Regions from separate parts of the Homo sapiens genome. Here region 2 is linked to region 1. The links are chromatin loops, found by intact Hi-C in ENCODE. Cell type or tissue: CD4-positive, alpha-beta T cell. All regions are shown on one strand. Links, peaks and the distances in the headings refer to the core of each region. The heading gives the core; the rest is flanking DNA. Region 1 overlaps TTC39C-AS1 (TTC39C antisense RNA 1). Region 2 overlaps ANKRD29 (ankyrin repeat domain 29).

Region 1 (10,437 bases), core at 945-8,944:
CCCAGGCTGGTCTTAAACTCCTGGCCTCAAGAGATGCTCCCACTTCAGCCTCCCAAAGTATTGGGATTACCGGCATAAGCCTCCTTGCCTGGCCAGATTGTATACTTTAAATGGTGACTTTTGTGTATATAAATTATATGTCAATAAAGCTGTTAATTGAAAAAGAATTTTAATCATTTTAAACCACAGGGTGCAGAGCAGTGGGAGAAGGGAGTTAATGGCTTGAATCCTGTGCTTTTATATACCTGGGGCAAAAAAAATATTTTATTATGAAAAAAAATCTTATCTTTGAAGAGTGTCCAAAAATCTAGAATGACTGCTGGCTAGCATCACTACGTGCTGGGTGCTGGGTTAAGACTTTACAAATGTTGTTCCATTTAATTCTCAAAGTAACTCTGTAAGGTGGGCTTTATCCCAAGTTTAAAGATGTGAGGAGAAAGACAAGTTTAATAACTTTCCCAAGGCCATGAAGCAGGTAATGGTTACAGTGAGGTTTAAACATAGATCTCATTGCCCACAGTGGTTCAGTCTTAGTTGTTAACTTAAAATCTAGTACCTTCTGGAAACCTGACTGAGGGCATTCACACACACGCTTATGAATTTCATGGCATTAGTTCTTCCTGAAAGTCGTACCATTCCTTAGTTAGAAGGCATTTTGAAGGCATGAAAATACATTATCTCATATATGATCTAATTCAGCAAAATTAGGGTGCAGCCCAGGCATCTGCATTTTAGCAATAACCTCAGGTGAGTCTAATGTCAGCACATTTCAGAGCCCCTTATGAGAAAGAGTTGTCCAGATGGTAACTCCCAGAAAGCAGTGTGGCTATTCATCTTTGTGTACATTGCCTGATTTGTTACCCTTAGTATATGTTTGAGAAATATTGCACGAAAAATGAGTGAAAGCACAGTGGAATGCATGATTTTCATGGTAAATCATGCTCACATCCTTGCCTAGGAACAGTTGTATTATTATATTAAACTCAGAATAAAGGTGCATATTTTAACCTTAAAAACAAGAGCATTTCATGTGATGACTTTAAAAAATTCCATGTAGCAGCAATGTATACATCTGGAGTTGAAAGAAACACCACACAAGGGTAACCAGGTCAGAAGGAGACACGCCCACACTAAGGATGGAAGGAGGATGTGGACACTAAGAAATCACTTAATTCCTAACTCTTGACATTTATTTTTAAATGTGGTTATAAAAGAAGACTCAGAACATTTGGCTGTGTCATGGCTAAAAATACACATTTTTTCACTTCTCCTCACTCTCTTCACCCTACCACCTCCTCTGAGACAAAAACAGTAAAAACAAGGATATACTGTGAGATGATAAAGAGAAAATGAGAATGCTGCTGTCTATACCCACAGATAGGGAACTGGATGCTTAGATGCCACAGGGACTCATTTCTTCCTTCCCAAATCCAGGCCAAAGAACAACAGCTGGCTGGGCTCAGGAGCAATCTTACTTCCCTTACTGCTCCAGAAAGGTAACCACCTCTAGTAGCCTTGTTCCTCACTTCTGCCTCTGGAGTGGTGTTTGCCTCTGCACTGTGCTTGCTTGGGGAACTAAAATGGCCTTGTGTAAATAAAAAATGCTGGGTGTGGTGTGGTGGCTCACCCCTGTAATCCCAGTGCTCCGAGAGTCCAAGGCAGGGAGGATTGCTTGAGGCCAGGAGTTGGAGACTAGCCTGGGCAACATAGTGAGATCCTCATCTTTAGAAAAATTTTAAAAGCCTAGCCAGGTGTGGTGGTAGGCCCCTGTTGTTCTAGCTACTTGGGAAGCTAAGGCAAGAGGATCACTCAAGCCCAAAAGTTTGAGGCTGCAGTGAGGTATGATTGTATCACTGTACTCCAATCTGGGTGACAGAGTGAGACCTTGTCTCTTAAGAAAAGAAAAGCATTCATTTTTCATTTTGTTTTCCTCTGTTCAACTAAGTAACTCAAGCCATTTAAAAAAGTATTTGTCTTTAGAGAGCTTTTTTTTTTCATACAAGGGCCATAAAAATAGTCATAGGCACACCAGTGGTTCACTCAAAGAATGATAGATTCTGTAAACTGCAGGTTATCCCAGACGTCATCCAATATGACTTATGATTCATCAGAAACACCATCATATTTGACCTACGACAAGGACCAGTTCAGTTCAACAGGATCTTTTTTGAGGACCTACTATGTGCCAGCCACTGTATGCTAGCTGCTGTGGAAGACATAATTGAATAAAATACAACCCCTGAACCTGAGAATCTTCTAGTCTAGTGGGTGAGACAGACACACTGACAGATCTTTTAATGTAAGATGGTCATAAGATAGAGTTATACGCTGTGTGCTTTGGGAGCACAGAATAGGGGCATTAGTCCAGCTGGGGGTTCATGGAAGGCTTCCTGTGAGGGGTTTGATGACTGAGCTGACTCTGGACAAAAGAGGTAGGAAGTGGATTCCAGGCAGAGGAGCAATGGCATGGACAGGTGAGACTGCAGAAATCCTCAAACAGTGCAGTTGTTCTAGAGTATAGAGAGTGAGGCAGGAAGTGGCCAGAGACGAGGCAGGAGAGGTGGTCAGCCCTCAGGCACAAGGGCTCTCTGTGCCTTACCTGGAGCCTCTAGGCAAAGAGGAGCCAACGAGAACTTAGGACAGGGGAATGACATGGTCAGATTTGTGGGCAGATGGAAGATTTAATATGGATTTAAATTAATATGAATTTTAATTGAGTGTATAGACTAGAGACTTATGGAAGGCAATTGCAGAAGACCAGAGCACTTGTAAGTCCCACTGTGTGTGAAATTGTTAGTTCTCTTTCTGTTGCAAGTGACCAAACCCAGTGCAAACAGGCTTCAGTGGAAAAGGTACAGCCTGAGGGTGGATCTCAGGCATCTGCAGGGCTGGATACATACGTTCACTCAGTGACACCACGATTCTGCTTTTTTCTACAGTTTGGTTTTTTTCTCTCCTGCAGAGGGAGAGCAAGTTCTTCATTTTGTAGAACTGTCCTGCACATTGCAAGAGTCTAGCATTCCTGTCTCACAATGCCAAAAGCACCCCCCAAGCATTAGAACAACACAGAAATCCCCACACATTAAAAAAGGAAAAGATCCTGAGCACAGTACTAGCTCCCATCTTGCACGATCACTCTGGGCATTCAAGACTCCTCTTTGCCAAACTTCAGTTTTTTCCAACACCACCTGCCCTTAAAACATTAAATGGCTGCTGGTCAATTTGGTCTCCATTGACTCTGTGAGCAAGTAACCATCACTAGAGATCTCATCAAGTTAGAGTCTTTAAATCTGGATCCCACCCCACTTCTTTTAGTTGCTCTTTCCTCTTGGCATTGGTCTCCATGCTTGCCCATTTGTAGAGGAAGAGAGACCATCTCCCTCCAGTTTTCTAGATCCCCATTGGCAAGGATGATTCTGATGGTGCTGCTTGTGTCACCTGGGAATCCTAGAGCCAATCACTGGAGGATAGGATACTCTGATTGGCCACCCTGGGTCCTATGGGAAGGCACCAAGGAGGCTGACAGCCCCACAAGACCACACACAATGGGTGAGAAGTTGTCCAAAAAAAGACATGTGCGCAAACAACTTATGTCTGCCTCAGGGGATAAGTAAGCAACGACAAAACAGAATTACCCCCCGTCTCTACTAAAAATACAAAAAAAATTAGCCGGGCGTGGTGGCGGGCGCCTGTAGTCCCAGCTACTCGGGAGGCTGAGGCAGGAGAATGGCGTGAACCCGGGAGGCGGAGCTTGCAGTGAGCCGAGATTGCGCCACTGCACTCCCGCCTGGGCCACAGAGCGAGACTCCGTCTCAAAAAAAAAAAAAAAAAAAACAGAATTACCGTACACCTCACCCTCCCATGTTGCATTCTGTGGTTAATAAATTTAAAACCCCAAACTTCCTCTTACCTATTCCAATTTTCATGAACTTGGAAAATGACCTAGTTGAGTAGAACCCAAGAGTAATGCAGCAACACTTTGTGAAATGTTTACTTAGGACACCGATGGGAGGATGTGGTGGTGATGGAGGCAGAGCTGTGAAGAACTGAGAGGCTATTAGAAAACCGCGGTGGAACAGTGGCTGGGGAAAAGGTAAGAAAGTCAAGGGAAAGGGACAGTTGGCCTAATGGAAGAACATCAGTAAAGCAAAGACTCAAGGGGGAAGACAGAGGAGAGAAAGGAGATGGGAGAGACAGTGAAACTTTATACCAGACCAACCAGAAGGGTTGGTTTATCCCAGGAAAAATGAGAGAGCGAATATCTAGAATCAAGGAAGAGGTTAATTGATTAATTCCTAATATTTTTCACGGACCTTGGCTTAGGACATGAATCCAGTGACCTGAGGTCAGCAGTTTCTATCTGAACCCAAGCCAGGTTGACCTGGGGCCTGGGCAGGTAAGAACCCTGCTTTTCCAGATATTAAGTCTAACAGGAACACAGATAGAAGTAGACTAGAGCAGACCAGTGACCAAGATGAGGCTGGTAGAGGAACCTCTTGACTATCCAGAAGACCCCAAGCTGGCTTTCATGTGTTAAACTTCAGACAGGATAATCGAGTGAAGGCAAGGCAGCTGTGTAAAGGTTTAGCTCCAAATTTTCTTACATTTTACATAGGTTCTAGAATGACAGAATCTCAAAATTGGGTGGACACAGAAGCCATTGGATCAGAGATCTCAGATCTCTGATCCAACTCTGGGGAGGTCTGTTGACCTTGATCAAGTTGCTTAACATCTCTCAGCTTTGGTTTCGTTATTAATAAACACAAGTAACGACAGTCTCTGTTTACTTCACGAGATTACTGGGATAACCAGGTGACAGGACCCACACAATTTGGGGGGCCCTGTGCAAAATGAAAATGTGGGGTCCCTGGTTTAAAAAATCATGAAGAATTTTAAGATGACAACAGCAGGGCATTGAACCAAGTGCTGGGTGCTTCTGAGAACAGAGCGCTGTGTGACTGTGTGACTGCACAGGTCTCATGGCGGTGAAGACAGCCCTGCCAGGCAAGGTAATGTGCATCACAGTGCTTAGCAATCTGCAAAAGTTCAACAAATTGGTAAGGATTCTCTTTCTCTTTTCCCCCTTGGCTTCCAGGATTGTATTTGCTGGGGCTGCTATTAAAAAGTACCGTGAACTGAGTGGCTTAAACACCAGAAATTATTCTCTCACAGTTCTGGAGGACTAAAGTCCAAAATCAAGCTGTGGGCAGGGTGGGTTTCCCTGAGAGCTGCAAGTGAAGGATCTGTTCCAGGCCTCTCTCCTTGGCTGGTAGGTAGCCATCTTCTCTTTATGTCTCTTTACCTTGCCTTCCCTCTATACATTTCTCTATGTCCAATTTCTCCTTCTTATAAGGACTGCAGTTATATTGGATTAGGGCCCATGCTAATGACCTTGTTTTAATTTGATTACCTCTGTAAGACCCTATCTCCCTATAAGGGCACACTCCAAAGTGCTAGGGGTTAGGACTTCGACATAAGAATTTGGGGGTTGGGGGGAGCAGTTGACAAACATCAGAGCCCCTGTGCTCTTTGGAGGCATGCTGATGGTGTGAGGTCTCACTGGGAGGTGGTGATGTTAGGCTGTAGTAGGGAAAGTGTCCTGCCCCCATGGTAGTGGTGTTTGGGCCCCGGTTTCTGCTGCCTAGTTGGCAGCTCTCATTGCTTGCACTATAAGCCCACTCTTCAGTTTCTGAAAGCTCTCCCATGTACACCCAATAAATTCTTTTTTGGTTTAAGGAAGCTAAAGTAAGTTTTTGTGGCTTGCAAGTAAGAACCCTGACTGATACTCCGATACAACATTAGAATCAGGAAGGGAACTACTTGGACCTAAGTTTTGGGCCTCCCCACATTTGCTCAGCCCCATCTGCCTGCTGGGCCCTGGCTGCTTGCTCAGTGGGGAGCTCCAGCTTCCCAGTCTCACCTTCTCTCTGCCACTATCTGCAGATGCTGCTTCCCCACAGGGTGAGGGCTGAGAGCTGGGCTTAGGCATGGCTGCTACAATGCCCACCTTATGGGAGCCGTAGGCATTTGCAGCCCGGGCCCTAGCACAGGGCACCGGCTGTTCCCAGCACTTGCAGACTCAGATGAAGCTTCTTGCCCCCTGGCTAGGGACCTAGAAGATGGCTGCTTTGCCACTGTTTAAAAGGTAAATAGCCCAAAATGGGGGAGAGTTGAATCCACAGAGGACCCGCTTTGACCAGAGAGTCAGGAGATAAGCTCCTCTCTCTTCCTCCCCTGTGACGATTTCGAAGTGTGGTGGCTCCATATGGCCCATCCAGAGAGTCCTGCGTGGCTGTGACAGGTGTGGTTTCTGTGGCACCCTGGCCAGTTTGGTTCATATCACCCCACATTGACTCCCTTCCCCTCACCCTTCCAGCTCTGGGATAGAGCCTTATACCTTAAACTTGGCCTCAGGCTCTGATTTCTATGGAAACCCGGAAGGCTAGGAGCCTTGCAGGAAGGCTTAGGTTTCGAAGGTGGAAAGGGAAGAGAGGAAACCATTTCATCACACCCATATGTCCACAGCGCTCAACTTACCTGAGGCTCAAACACATAAACTGGCACAGACCAGAACTGTGAACAATGAAGCTGGGTATGTTACGAAAATATCAATTATGTCAGAGCCACACAGAGACCTGAGGCAGTCATCCAAGATGATTCAGGACAGAAGCTGGAAAACAAAAGGGCTTTCACCTGGCAGCTGTGTAAATGGATACCAGGGCCACATGTGTATATTTAAAGGGTGTGGCTTACTCTCCCCATAATGACAGGTTCCCGAGCAGCAGGATAAAAGGAATTTTTACCACTGTTTAGTAGTTTACCACTTGAGTGCTCCAGAGAGCTCCACCAGCTTCATGCTTACAGTTCAGACTGCAGTACTACACCAGAGAAATAATTAGATATACCACTTCTGTGCAGCATTTATTTCAGCCCACAAATTGATGATCAGTTAGGCTATTCAGGGATGTGTAAATACCTTTATAAATTCTTATAGTTTCTTTTTAAAAAATAATTTTTCTAATTTGTATTATTATTATTATATATTTTTGAGACAGAGTCTTGCTCTGTCACCCGGGCTGGAGTGCAGTGGTGCAATCTCAGCTCACTGCAACCTCCACCTCCTGGGTTCAAGCAATTCTCCTATCTCAACCTCCCAAGTAGCTGGGATTACAGGCGTGCACCATCACACTCGGCTAATTTTCATATTTTTAGAGAGATGGGGGTCTCACCATGTTGGCCAGGATGGCCTCAAGTGATCCAAATGCCTCGGCCTCTGAAAGCACTGTGATTACAGGCGTGAGCCACTGCACCTGGCCTAGTTTCTGTTTAAAATTAGGTTCCAGTAGGTCTTCTAAAAATATTTAATAATAAAAACCAGAGTTTGGGACAACTAAGGACAACAATAAGGGAGACTCCAGAAGGAAAAACAGCCTGACATCTGCTAGTCCTATGATATTGGGCAAATGACCAGGACTCTCTGAACCTCAGCTCCCTCATCTACAAAGTAGAGAATATAATAACCTCTAACTTGTTATAAGAACAAGAGGAGCTAGTGTGTGGGGAAAGCCTAGCACTAATTAGTGCTCATACATGTTAGTTATCTTTATTGATCACTACAAATTATTGCTTCTCAAGAACAGCTTGGCAGTATACAAAAACACACTATCCTGCCCCTCTCTGTTCCTCACATTTCAGAAGTAGAACACACATTTCTATGCCCCAAATTGGCTCAAGGCAACTCTTCTCTAAACCAATTTCTTTTTCTTTTTTTTTTTTTCTTTTTTCAGACGGGGTCTCACTCTGTCACCCAGGTGGGAATGCAGTGGCGCAATCACAGCTCATACACCTTAAACTCCTAGGCTCAAGCAATCTTCCTGCCTCAGTCTCCTGAGTAGCTGAAATTACAGGCACATGCCACTATGCCTGTTTTGGTTTCTTTCTTTCTTTCTTTCTTTCTTTCTTTCTTTCTTTCTTTCTTTCTTTCTTTCTTTCTTTCTTTCTTTCTCCTTCCTTCCTCCCTCCCTCTCTTTCTTTTCTTTTCTTTCCTCCCTCCCTCCTTCCCTCTTTCTTTCTTTCTTTCTCTTTTTTTTTTTTTTTTTTTTTTTTGAGACAGAGACTTGCTCTATTGCCCAGGCTGGAGTACAGTTGGGCAATCTCAGCTCACTGCAATCTCCGCCTCCTGGCTTCAAGCAGTTCTCCCTGTCTCAGCCTCCTGAGTAGCTGGGATTACAGGCGCCCACGACCACGCCCGGCTAATTTTCGTATTTTTAGTAGGGACAGGATTTTGCCATGTTGGCCAGGCTGGTCTCGAACTCCTGACCTCAGGTGACCCACCTGCCTTGGCCTCCCAAAGTGCTGGGATTACGGGCATGAGCCACTGCACCTGGCCTTTTTATTTTTCTTTTTAGAGACAGGGTCTTGCTGTGTTGCCTGGGCTGGTCTCAAACTCCTGGCCTCAGGCAATCTTCCTGCCTTGACCTCCCAAAGCACTGAGATTACAGATAGGAGCCACTGTGCCCTGCCTAAACCAATTTCTTTTTTTTCTTTTTGAGATGGAGTCTCACTCTGTCATCCAGGCTGGAGTGCAGTGGTGCGATCTCGGCTCACTGTAACCTCTGCCTCCTGGATTCAAGTGATTCTCCTGTGTCAGCCTCCCAAGTAGCTGGGACTACAGGTGTGTGCCACCATATCCAGCTAGTTTTTTGTATTTTTAGTAGAGACGGGGTTTCACTATGTTAGCCAGGATAGTTTCGATCTTCTGACCTTGTGATCCACCCACCTTGGCCTCCCAAAGTGCTGGGATTACAGGCGTGAGCCACTGTGCCCGGCCAACTGATTTCTTAATAGGAAGGCATCCACCTATGCCCTGAAGTGGAGATTGGGTCCCCAGTCTTCCTTGAGCAAGATAGGTCTCAAATTTTTGAGTGTGTGGAAATCTGCTGGGCTATGTATATAGATTTCTAGGCCTCATCCTCAAAAGTCCTGATTTAGTAGGTATGGGGCTTGGGACTGGGGAATCACCATTTTTCACACATGTGCACAGGTGCACACATGCACATACACATGCCATGATTTTAAAGCAGAAGATATTTGGGCCACATTTCCAGAAATATTCCCTGCAGGGCTCATTCCTCCAGCCTTATGATGAGTATATGCAAACAACCTGAGGTCATGGAAAGCATCTCCAGTGTTTTTCCCTTGGACTGCAGGCATGTTTAATTAGCCAGTGCCCACACTGACCTTATTTTAATATTAGCACAAGTGCAATGGCTTACATTTAGAGTGTACCTATATAAAGAAGTTATAATGACGCAGTGCTTCCCAAACTTGGCTGCATAGTAGATACACTTAGGGAAGTTTTCGATGCACTGCCCCTCTTCCATCTCTCTGGCCCATGCCCAAATCCAATTAGAAAATGGGCAAAAGATATAAAGAGACATTTTACTGAAGAGGATATACAGATGGCAAATAAACACATGAAAAGATGTTCAACATCACTCATTTTGATGGAAATGTAAACTAAACCCCAATGAAGTTCCACTACACACCTACAGAATGGCTAAAATAAAACATAGTGACAATATCAAATGTTGGCAAGAATGTGGAGAAATTGGATCTCTCCTTGCTGGTGGAGATGTAAAATGGTACAGCCACTCTGGAAAAACGTTTGGCAGTTTCTTTGAAAACTAAGCATATACTTAACATACGATCCAACAACGGCACTTCTGGCATTCATGCCAGAGAAATAAAAACTTATGTTCCCACACAAAAACTTTTCATAAATTTTTGAGACAGAGTCTTGCTCTGTCACCCAGACTTGAGTGCAGTGGTGTGACTGTGGCTCACTGCAGCCTTGACCTCCTGGGCTCAAGCGATCCTCCCACCTCAGCCTCCTGAGTAGCTGGGACTACAGGTGTATCCCACCATGCCCGGCTAACTTTTTTTTTTTTCCGGCAGAGATGGGGTTTTGCTATGGTTGCCCAGGCAGGTCACACAAAAACTTTTATACAAATGTTCATGGCAGCTTTATTTGTAATAGCCCCAAGGTGTAGTACATCTATACCAGCAATAAAAAGGAATGAACTATTGACTCATACGACCTAGATGGATCTCAGGTGCATTATGCTGAGTGAAAAAGCCAATCTCAAAAGGGTACACACTGTATGATTCCATTTATTTATTCATTTAGAGACAGAGTCTCACTCTGTCGCCCAAGCTGAAGTGCAGTGGTGCAGTCTTGGCTCACTGCAACCTCCACCTCCTGGATTCGCGTGATTTTCGTGCCTCAGCCCCCTGAGTAGCTGGGACTACAGACGCGCGCCACCACACCTGGCTAATTTTGGGGTATTTTTAGTGGAGATGGGGTTTCGACATGCTAGCCAGGCTGGTCTCAAACTCCTGACCTCAAGTGATCCACCCGTCTCGGCCTCCCAAAGT
Region 2 (10,437 bases), core at 883-8,882, 380 kb after region 1:
CCATTTTATTACGGTATCCTGTAACAGGATGTTGACAAAGTTACATTGAAATTACTCAGCTGACATTTGATATGAGCTTCAGGGAATCTGAACGGTAGTGGGATGACTTTTCTTTGTAACTCTATCACTGAGAACTAAATGAAGACCTTTTTAGTACTTTGGGATGAGGAATCATAATCCCAAATCTAGTCATAGCCAGACAGTAGGAAGACTATGTTCTTGATTTGAAACTTCAAAAAATATTTTCCTTCCATATTGTCCTAAGCCAAAAGGTCAAGAGTCACAGAGATCATTGAAATATAGATTTCACTCTAACAATTCATTTTCATTTCTTTCCACGTGTCCTCACCAAGTTGAGTTGCTATGAGTCAGACCTTTTTAATCACTAGCTGAGTGGCTATTTCTATTTTTCTATTAACCAAATGCCTCGACATATATTTTCCCAACTCCACTCACCCACCTTATTAAAACAATACTTTAATAGAATGCAAAGGTCTGATCCTGTTAACCCAGAGCTGAGGTTAGTCAGTTAACTCATCTCTATCTAGTCTTTTTCATGTGCTAAACAGTATTTCTTTGAAGGCTGGAGGAAAAGTCATCTAATAAAGTGCCATCTCCTAACAGAAGCCTTGACTTGTACACAGAGTAGCTGGACCCAGAAATTAAACGTTCTCCCAGGTCGGAAGCTTAGAGGGGTGAATCCATCAATGGCAGTGGGAGAAGGAGCCAAAAGATTAGCGTAGAATCCTGGGGGTTTGGAAATGGGAACAGACAGCCATAGGAAGTCCTTGCTGCTTGGCAAGGGCAGGGACTCTGTCTTGTTTCGTTTGCACATGGTACACACTCAGAAAAAGTGTATCGACTGCCAGAAGATCCCCATGGCTGGTGCAGAGCAGGTCTGGAAGCCTGCAGCATTTAGTGATCAGTGCCTGAGAGTTAGAAGAAGGCTCCAGATATAGGGCCCAGACTCATAAGCATAAGCCCCAGGAAGACTGTAAGAGGCAGCTAGGGAGCAGACCCAGATTTTTTGGGTGGAGAGCAGCTTGGAAATTATGGGGATATAGATATCTTAAAATGAAACAGAGGCCCCATTTTGCTTATTAACTGTGTGACCTTAGCAGGTTGCCTACTGTCCCTGAGTCTCAGTATTTTAGGACTACTGTGATAATTAAATAAAATAATCCCTGCAAAACTCTTAATGCAGTAGCTGATACACACCCAGTGCAATGTTAGGTATTGCTGTTATTATCATTCCTATTCCAACCAGGCCTCATTGGAACAGAAAACCCATCAGAAATCAAGGCTGCACTTTCTCTAGTGAGTCGTGTGTTCTCTGTCATCTCAAAGTCTCTTCATATCTCTGTTTCTCCCCACTCCTTTCTTTTTTTACCAGTTTTGTCTGCTTACTTATCTTGTATGTGGTCCCCAGGTTTATGGATCAGACTGCCAACCTCTGGGAATAGCCATGTCATTGTCACAGCTCATCTTTGTGCACCAGGCCACAGTGACTGGCTGGCCTGCCTATCCTCAGTCCCATCACCCTTGACTGGGGAGGATAGAGTCAGACCATGGGCAATGCAGCATCTGGTAAAATCTCTTACAGACCCATTTGCTGGGCCAGGCACACGGTGCAAGGGACAATCATAAGAAATAGGCTCCAGGGCAGGGTAGGGTGGGTAAGAAAATTATCTCAATATTGAACTCCCTCTGCCACGGGCAGGATTCCTCACAGCTCTTGGACTCCCAACTTCAAATAGAATTGGTCCCCAAGACTTTCTGACTGGCCTAACCCTGTAGGTAGAAGTAACCCAAGTGTGACGGCTGGAAATCGTAGAAGCAAAGAGCTAGTGCCGCTTCAGATACTCATTCCCACAGAAGAGGATGGTTTTAGTTCTTTTTTCCAAATACTCTCAGGAGCCTACATAAGACCATACAAGGTTAGTCTCTAATACAGGTTGTGTCATATACTCCATCTCATGCTGTGATCTGGCTGTAAAAGTGATCTCGAATGAAATGAGGGAATAACAGAGTTGGAGGAAACTATAAAACTCACTCTATTTAGCCATCCATCGGTACTCGAATCCTTTCTATGATAATCAGCTACTGTTGAACACCTCTAGGCATGGAGAACTCACTCCTCTCTGATCAGTTTCTTTGGTCTTAGCCAACACTCATTAAACTTTTATACATTGACCCCAAGTCTCCATGCAGCTTTCACCCATCTGTCTTCTTTCTATCACTTGGTCTGAAAAATTGGTCTAAATCCTTTTCTACTTGATATACACACACATAGTAAAAGACAGCTATCATAACCCCATGAATCTCATTCTTCTTCAGGCTAAATGTTCTATTACCTTTTTTTTTTTTTTTTTTTTTTTTTTTTTTTTTTGAGATGGAGTCTCACTCTGTCGCCCAGGCTGGAGTGCAGAGGCATGATCTTGGCTCACTGCAACATCTGCCTCCCGGGCTCAAGTGATTCTCCTGCCTCAGAATCCTGAGTTGCTGGGACTACAGGCATGCACCACCACACCCGGCTAACTTTTGTATTTTTAGTTGAGACAGAGTTTTGCCATATTGGCCAGGCTAGTCTCAAACTCCAGGCCTCAAGTGATTTGCCCCACCTCGGCCTCCCAAAGTGCTGGGATTACAGGTGTGAACCACCATGCCTGGCCATTACCTTTTTAAAAAAAGTGCTGTAGAGGTTATAACTTCACAATGATTTCTTTGATTTAATATCAAAGTATTAAAAATATCAAAGTATATGGAAGTATTCAAAAGCCTATTTGAATATTTTTAAATGTTTTTTCACATTTTGGTACATTCCAAAACTCTACAAAAAGGAGCTAAATTGACTTACTTTTCATCATTTTCAAAATTATTTTTATATGTTTAATTTAAAAAAATATATAAAATCGCCAGACGCGGTGGCTAACACCTGTAATCCCAGCACTTTGGGAGGCCGAGGCGGGCAGATTACAAGATCAGGAGATCGAGACCAACCTGCCTAACACGGTGAAACCCCATCTCTACTAAAAATAAAAAAAAATTAGCCGGGCGTGGTGGTGGGCACCTGTAGTCCCAGCTACTCGGGAGGCTGAGGCAGGAGAATGGCGTGAACCCGGGAGGCGGAGCTTGCAGTGAGCCAAGATTGTGCCACTGCACTCCAGCCTGGGCGACAGAGCAAGACTCCGTCTCAAAAAAAAAAAACATATGAAATCATTGTTCTTTTTTTTATAGAGATGGGGGCCTCACTGTGTTGCTGAGGCTGATCTTGAACTCCTGGGCTCAAGCCATCCTCCCGCCTTGGCCCCCCAAAGTGCTGGGATTACAGGTGTGAGCCACTGCACCCCATCATTTTCATGATGAAAATGAAGGCTCTAACCATTATACCAGAAGGAAAAAATAAGAGAAAACAGAAATTAAGGTGTACAAAAGAGGAAAACCTCTCCTAATTCATAAACTAAATAATCAACTGATAGGTAATCTGATTTGACAATAATGCTCTAACTCACATGCAACTCCCTGGGCTCCAAAATCAGATTTGGAGATGTAATGACTAGTAATGAAATACACAGGCGGCCCCCAAATCTCATTTTCCCACTCATTCCTACCTGCTCACAGTCAGTTATCTCACAGGGTCGATGGAAGAATCAAATTAAAAAGCATATGGAAGTATTTTGTGAACAAAAGTACAAATTAAGGGGCGTATTGTTTCTCATGATAAATACTACTCAGATGCAATTAACATTTCCTAAGCATCTGTGAGCCAGTGCTCATGCTCACCACCTTTGTATATGTTTTCTCACTTATCTCTGCGAAGCTAATAATTTTTCCTAAGAGGACACTCACTCAGGCTGAGATGATTTGCCTAAGGTCTTACAGCCAGGAAGAACTGATTGCTTTTTCCACCTCCCATGACTATTCCAATTAAGATGATATATTTGATGAGTGTTATCATTGATGTTCTAAATTGATAATAATAATTTTTTGGCCAGGCACAGTGGCTCATGCTTGTAATCCCAGCACTGTGGGAGACCAAGGCGGGTGGATCACTTGAGGTCAGGAGTTTGAGACCAGCCTGGCCAACATGGTGAAACCCCGTCTCTACTTAAAATACAAAAATTAGCCGGGTGTGGTGGTGCATGCCTGTAGTCTCAGCCTCTCGGGAGGCTGAGGCAGGAGGATCTCTGGAATCTGGGTGGTGGAGGTTGCAGTGATCTGAGATGGCACCACTGCACTCCAGCCTGGGCAACAGAGCAAGACTCCATGATAGGTAGGTAGGTAGGTAGATAGATAGATAATTTTTCACAATATAGCACCTTTTAGCACTTTCCCACATATTAGTTTCAATTGTTAATACAAGTTTACTAATAATGACCAAGCCATTGAAAAGCACATTGAATAGACAGCTGGCTGCCTCTCCCTGCCCGCCCTCTGGTGGAGAGAGTGACAAAGAACAAAACAGACCCAGAGCAGGCACGGAGGGAGAAGCGCATTAGTATTGGCACCAGCTTGGACCCACACTCCCCTCCTGCCTTCCAGGGTCCCACCCGCACCCCTCTGGCTACAGCAGCTAGATTTCCCACCCTGCATGAAGGAGCCATGCCTGTCCAAGCCACTGTGACTGTAGCTGCTTTTCCTTCTCCTTCAAACGACCCTTCCCCTTTCTCACACCTAGCAAAATCCTGGTCCTTCTTCAAGACCTGGATCAGATAGCACTCTATCCAGGACACTGAGCCCTCATTCCCCATGCAGCAGCCCTCCCACCTGTTTGATTTTGTGCATTTTTGTCCATACTTTATGATGGCACTGCAGTCGTATGGAAACCTCCATGTCTCTTCTCCAGGACTTATTTTTAGCACTCTGCTTGAGACTTAGAAGGCTGGGCTCACACCTGTAATCTCAGCACTTTGGGAGGCTGAGGTGGGAGGATTGCTGGAGGCCAAGAGTTCAAGAACAACTTAGGCAACAAAGCAAGGCCCCATCTCTACAAAAAGAAAAAAAGAAAAAAAAATTAGCTGGGCATGGTGGTGCACACCTGTAGTCTCAGCTACTAGGAAGGCTGAGATAGGAGGGTCATTTGAGCCCAGGATGTTGAGGCTACAGTGAGCCTTGATCATGCCACTGTACTCCAGTCTAGGTAACAGAGTCCTGTCTCAAATAATAATTATCATTATTGGTTGCTTGAATTATTGATTAATTAAATCCTGAATTGGGAAAATCAAATAAAGAATATGGAAGTGCTTTTAAACTAAAGTACAAATTAAAGTACAAATTGCTCATGATAATATTTAGATTCAAGAATATTTCCACCAAGAGGACCCTGGAAAAATTATGAAGTAAGTTAAAGTGTCTTCCACTTCCCTCTATCCTTTGTTTCAGCACCTCTTCCACTGTCTCTCCCAAGACAGGTCCCAACATCCTGTGACTGCTCTTCAGCACCCCCAGATCCTCCTGGGCTCCCAAGTCACCAGCTTCCCCGACCCAGCTCAGATGTCTTCATCCTCTCTCCCTTTCCTGGGACAGCAGTGGGCAACAATCTTGTGCCTGCTTCTGCTAGTAGGCTAAGGTTGAAATTACACACTGCAGCAGAAAATGTAACTTTATATTCTATAACTGAATCATTTTGCTCTTCAGCCCCCCTTCCCCCGATGGGTAATTCAGTCTTATCTGGCTAAAACAGTCTCTTGGGGCATATTACCATAATTACCTCAGAGGTTACCTTTAGCCCATTCTGGATCCTGCTCCCTCCTGCCTTTCTCTCCGAAGGGACCTAAGAGTCAGACTATCATCCTGGCATTGAGATGGGGGTGGAGAGCCTCATGCGTGGCCCTTGTGCTGGTCCACAAGCGTCCTGCACTCTTACACCCCAGGGTTGCAGCTGGTCTCGCCATTCTCTGCTGGCCTGGCCATTGTATCTACTCAGGAAGTCAGGGCACTGTGGCCTTGCCTTCCCGACACCAGGCTCACTCCAGCCGACTGTTTCTCTGTCACTTCTGATTTCCCATAGGCAGACGGGACTCCTGGATGCCTAGGTGCTAGGTGGATGTGGGCCATGGGGACTGGGGGACCACTGACTCTGAAACTCCCACGGCCATTTCTCTCCTATCTCCCGGGCACCAGCAGAGAGCAGAACTCTAAAGGGCTTGTAACTTTCCTGGTTTCTCACAAGAAGAGAAAATCCTTTCCCATCTGGAATTCCCCATAACTGACCTGATGTTTCTTCCACAACCTAGGTTACCTCTCCCCCACAACACACGCGAGATTCAACGCAGAGGGGGAAGAAAACGTGGACACTCTCACGTGACCTCCGCCTTCCCCCTCCCTCTCTAGCTCCTTCACACATTGGAAGGCTTTCCCAGTTTCCATCCCATCTGCTGGGAACCACCCTACTGTCAAATCCTTCCCCATCCCTTGCATGTTTTACTTTTTTCTCCTCTGAAGCAATATATCTCCACCTCATGGCCCAGTGTGCACAGAGATAGCAATATTGGGGAAATACTCCCAAATATACGCAGAGGAAATATTCCCCAAAATGCTGTCCTGCCGTAACTAGTTTATGTGCATCACTTCCTAGAAGACACAACAACAGATTCCACCTAAAATTAAGCCCCCTAAGAAATGAGGTGGCTTTGGAGGGTTCTGGACACCAGACTAGAAGAGTAGGAGAAATGACTTGAGTTCTCTGACCCGCAGACCCCACCTCAAAGAAAACTGCCTGCGTTCTATGGGAATGAAGGGTGTATTTTGTGAACATTAAGGTGTGACCCACTGGGAAAGCAAAGAAATGGACAGTCTTGGGGGAATAGGCCGGCTTCTCTCTGGGTTTGTGGAATTTGGTTCTGCTGTGGTGTATGTATACAGGTCAGCTGCTCCCCCAAGCCTTCAAAGCAAGGTTCCCACGCATCTTTCCATGAAGTCTGTACCACCCTTTTTGGTAAAAGATCCAGCCACAAAATGGATGATTTTATAAGCCAAAATTTGAATACTGGCAATTATTCAAGTAGCCCAGGCTCAGCCACGTGCCGTCTGCGTCCGTGGGCTACACACACCCCCTCTTTTCTCACTGCCTCCTGGGCGGTGTGGATCAGCTGCAGAGTGTGATCTGCGGTCAGGGAGTGCCTTCCCGGAGTTTTCGCTTTCAGACCCCTGGTGTTAAAGACGTTCTGTGAGCGGGTGGGGCCGGGCGCCCCAGTCACGGCGGCCGCCGCCTCCTCTTCCCGCAGGACGGGACAGCGCCCCTGTGGATCGCGTCCCAGATGGGCCACAGCGAGGTGGTGCGGGTGATGCTGCTGCGCGGAGCCGACCGCGACGCTGCGCGGAACGTGAGTGCCCGAGTCGCGCGGCCAAAGAGCGAAGCCTCCCGGCGCGCCTGTGTGGAGAAAACGGGTCTTGACTGAGTCTGCAGCCCACATGGGTTTCCTCCCAACCTCCTTCCTTGAGCAGGAAAACAAAGTCAAGGTCTGATTCGGTGCTGCTCGGTCTCTCTCCTCCTCCACCCGAGATGACCTTGGGACGCACTAGAGAGGGTGGAATCTTAGCCTTAGGCCTGAGGGCGGTAGAGACGGGGCCTCCCGCCTGTCCTGGGGGCCTCCCGCCTGTCCTGGGGGCCTCCCGGCTGTCCTGGGGCGTGTCCTAGGGGGATCCCCTGGCTGGTGCTGCGCCTCCTGCAGGCCCTGCCTCTTGCCCCTCCTCCCTGGAGCTGCAGACCCCTTGCACCCCGTCCCCTGTTGGCCCGCCGTCATCCACTGGCCTCTGCTGGTGCCACCTAATACTGCCTTTGTGTGCTGCACAGCAGGCCCTTTTCCCCATAAGGAAGGCTTGAAGAGAACCTGACCACCTATGCTGTTTGCTTTTTGTGTTTTACTGTGGCCTTTGTATAACCCTTGCTTACGTAACCCACCTTCCCCTCTCCAAGTCTAAGCTCCAAAAAAGGGAAATCACCAGACGCGTTCGCCACCATTTCACTGCCCTCTCTCTCACTCTTCTTCTTCCCACAATCTCTGAAGCCAGAAAAGACCCCCACCCCCCGCCCCCCAATTCATTCTTCCTTCTTTCTGATTACAGATAAACCCTAATGGCAGGCCGAAGTGGTTTCTTGGCTACGGGAGAATTATGGACTAAATCCTCCAAACACAGCGACTGATATGTGAAAATGGGAGAAAAAGGAATTTGGAAACTGTGTTCTTGAGCCAAAAAATAACGACAGAAGCTAAATATTAATTTTTGAATTTGGCTTTTCATTCTTTTTAGCAGATTTTATTTTATTTTTTTCTGAGACAGAGTCTCACTCTGTCACCCAGGCTGGAGTGCAGTGGCACGGTCTCAGCTCACTGTAACTTCCGCCTCTGGGTTCAAGTGATTCTCGTGCCTCAGCCTCCCGAGTAGCTGGGACTACAGGCACGGGCTACCACACCCGGCTATTGTATTTTTGGTAGAGACGGGGTTTCAAGTGACCCTCCTGCCTTGGCCTTCCAAAGTGCTAGAATTACAGGCGTGAGCCACTGCACCTGGCCTTTTAGCAGATTTTAATCTATCACCTCTGCCCCTAAGCCCCACTACCCACACACGGGCGGATGCCTAGAGCAGACTAGGGCAAGGCTGTATAAATTTTTTTAGAAACAGTAAATACAGCTCAACAATGATCTAAATTATTAAAGACAGTTAACCATTTCTGCTAAGTTATGAACAGCCGAGAATGCCTCTTTGGTCCAACCATGGCCTAAAAATATGCTCTTGAAATTCCCCTTGTCCCCTGCCCAGTGTTCTCAGGAACTGTAGAAGTATGAATTCCCAAATGGCAGAGTTCTAACATAATCTAAGTCACTGTTTATCTGATACTCTTTCATGCAGAATTTACTGCTTAATATTCTCTAAAATGCTCCTAGATTAAGAGACATTGCTGATCTGTGCTTAATTTACACGTCATTAGTTTCTGACAACGGTACTTTCCAGTTCCCAACTGACTGCTTTCAAGCAACACAGATATATGTTAATAATCAACTTTTATTTTCCTCTTTCTGTTAAGGATGGCACAACAGCATTATTGAAAGCAGCCAACAAAGGGTATAATGATGTCATAAAAGAGTTGCTTAAATTCTCACCCACTCTTGGTATTTTGAAGGTAAGACCTAAAGATAAATTTTACTAATCTGTAAGAGAGAGGTTAGAAAGTAAGTCCTCACTTGGGGACTGTGTCGAATTTGGGTGCAGTTAGCCTGGTTAGTTGGATTCTTGAAAGAACACACCTGCAGCTTCTTGATGCTGGAGATCCCAGGGGCTCTGGTAGAAGTGGGGAGGTGGTAGAAAGAGTGAACCACAGTCTGTCATTACCTAGTTTTGCAGAAAAAAAAAAATCGACAGTAGTAATGAAATAGCTAATTGGAAAGTATGCCATTTTGACACCATTTGGAGGATTTGTGAAATCAAGGAAGAAGAACAGACACTTATGTCTGTTCTCTTCATTTTCTTAAGCAAAGAACCACTCTGTTTTGTTCCCTTAAGTGAAATAAAATAAGCCTCAAACACCTGGAAGCCTCAGAAAATATGTCAGTATGGATACCTGGGTCACCTAAAAAACAGAGCCAAAACTCTTTTTTTAAGTTTTGATCTTTTTGTTTTGTTTTGTTTTGCTTTTTTGAGATGGAGTCTCCCTTTGTAGCCCAGACTGGAGTGCAATGGCACGATCTCGGCTCACTGCAACCTCTGCCTCCCAGGTTCAAGTGATTCTCCTGTCTCAGCCTCCCAAGTAGGTGGGATTACAGGCACGCTGCCACCACACCCAGCTTTTTGTATTTTTAGTAGAGACGGGGTTTCACCATATTGGCCAGGCTGGTCTTGAACTCCTGACCTCAAGTGATCCACTTGCCTCAGCCTCCCAAAGTGCTGGGATTACTGGCATGAGCCACCCTATCTGGCCTAAATTTTGATCATTTTTGATTAAAATATTTCTAACCTATATTATATATCAGGAGTCAGCAAACTTTTTCTGTAAAGTCTTAATAAATATTAGTATTTCTGTTTACTAATATAATTATATTATTGATTATATTAATTTTATTATATTATATTATTTATTATATTAATAGTAATGCTTACTAACATTTTAGTAAATATTACTAAATAGTAAATAGTAATAAATATTACTAATTACTAATATATTTACTACAGTAAAGATATATTTATTAATATATAAATATTACTATAGGAAATATATACTACAGAATGTATTTACTATACACTATATATATAGTATATATAGTATATATATATATATACTGTATATATAGTGTATATATATATATACTATATATATATAGTATAAATTTACATTTTTTCAGAGACAGGGTTTCACTCTGTTGCCCAAGCTTGAGTACAGTGATGCAATCATAGCTCACAGTAATCTTGAATTCTTGCGCTCAAGTAATCCTCCTGCCT

Evidence for each region. Peaks named below come from ENCODE experiments on the same cell type or tissue, not always from the same donor. Only the 100,000 strongest peaks of a DNase experiment are listed, where the experiment ranks them.
Region 2: a loop joins it to region 1, with 9 times the contacts of the local background. A loop is called at or near these places in 8 of 110 quality-filtered maps.

What each region holds. Positions count from the first base shown.
Region 1 is chr18:23,995,221-24,005,657 of GRCh38, reverse strand. TTC39C-AS1 (TTC39C antisense RNA 1) reads left to right here. Exons shown (of 6, transcript NR_110796.1): 4 at 3,999-4,093; 5 at 5,096-5,269. It also overlaps a transcript of TTC39C not described here. Among named protein-coding and RNA genes, the nearest start is that of TTC39C, 14 kb to the left of the region's middle. In CD4-positive, alpha-beta T cell, for the core only: no CTCF peak of the experiment used is centred there; DNase peaks (open chromatin) are centred at 2,977, 3,967 and 4,977; H3K4me3 peaks cover 2,220 bases; H3K27ac peaks cover 5,969 bases.
Region 2 is chr18:23,616,419-23,626,855 of GRCh38, reverse strand. ANKRD29 (ankyrin repeat domain 29) reads left to right here. Exons shown (of 10, transcript NM_173505.4): 7 at 7,227-7,325; 8 at 9,029-9,124. Among named protein-coding and RNA genes, the nearest start is that of NPC1, 35 kb to the right of the region's middle. In CD4-positive, alpha-beta T cell, for the core only: CTCF peaks have their summits at 4,205 and 4,415 (motif pointing left); DNase peaks (open chromatin) are centred at 4,445 and 7,225; H3K4me3 peaks cover 848 bases; H3K27me3 peaks cover 2,976 bases.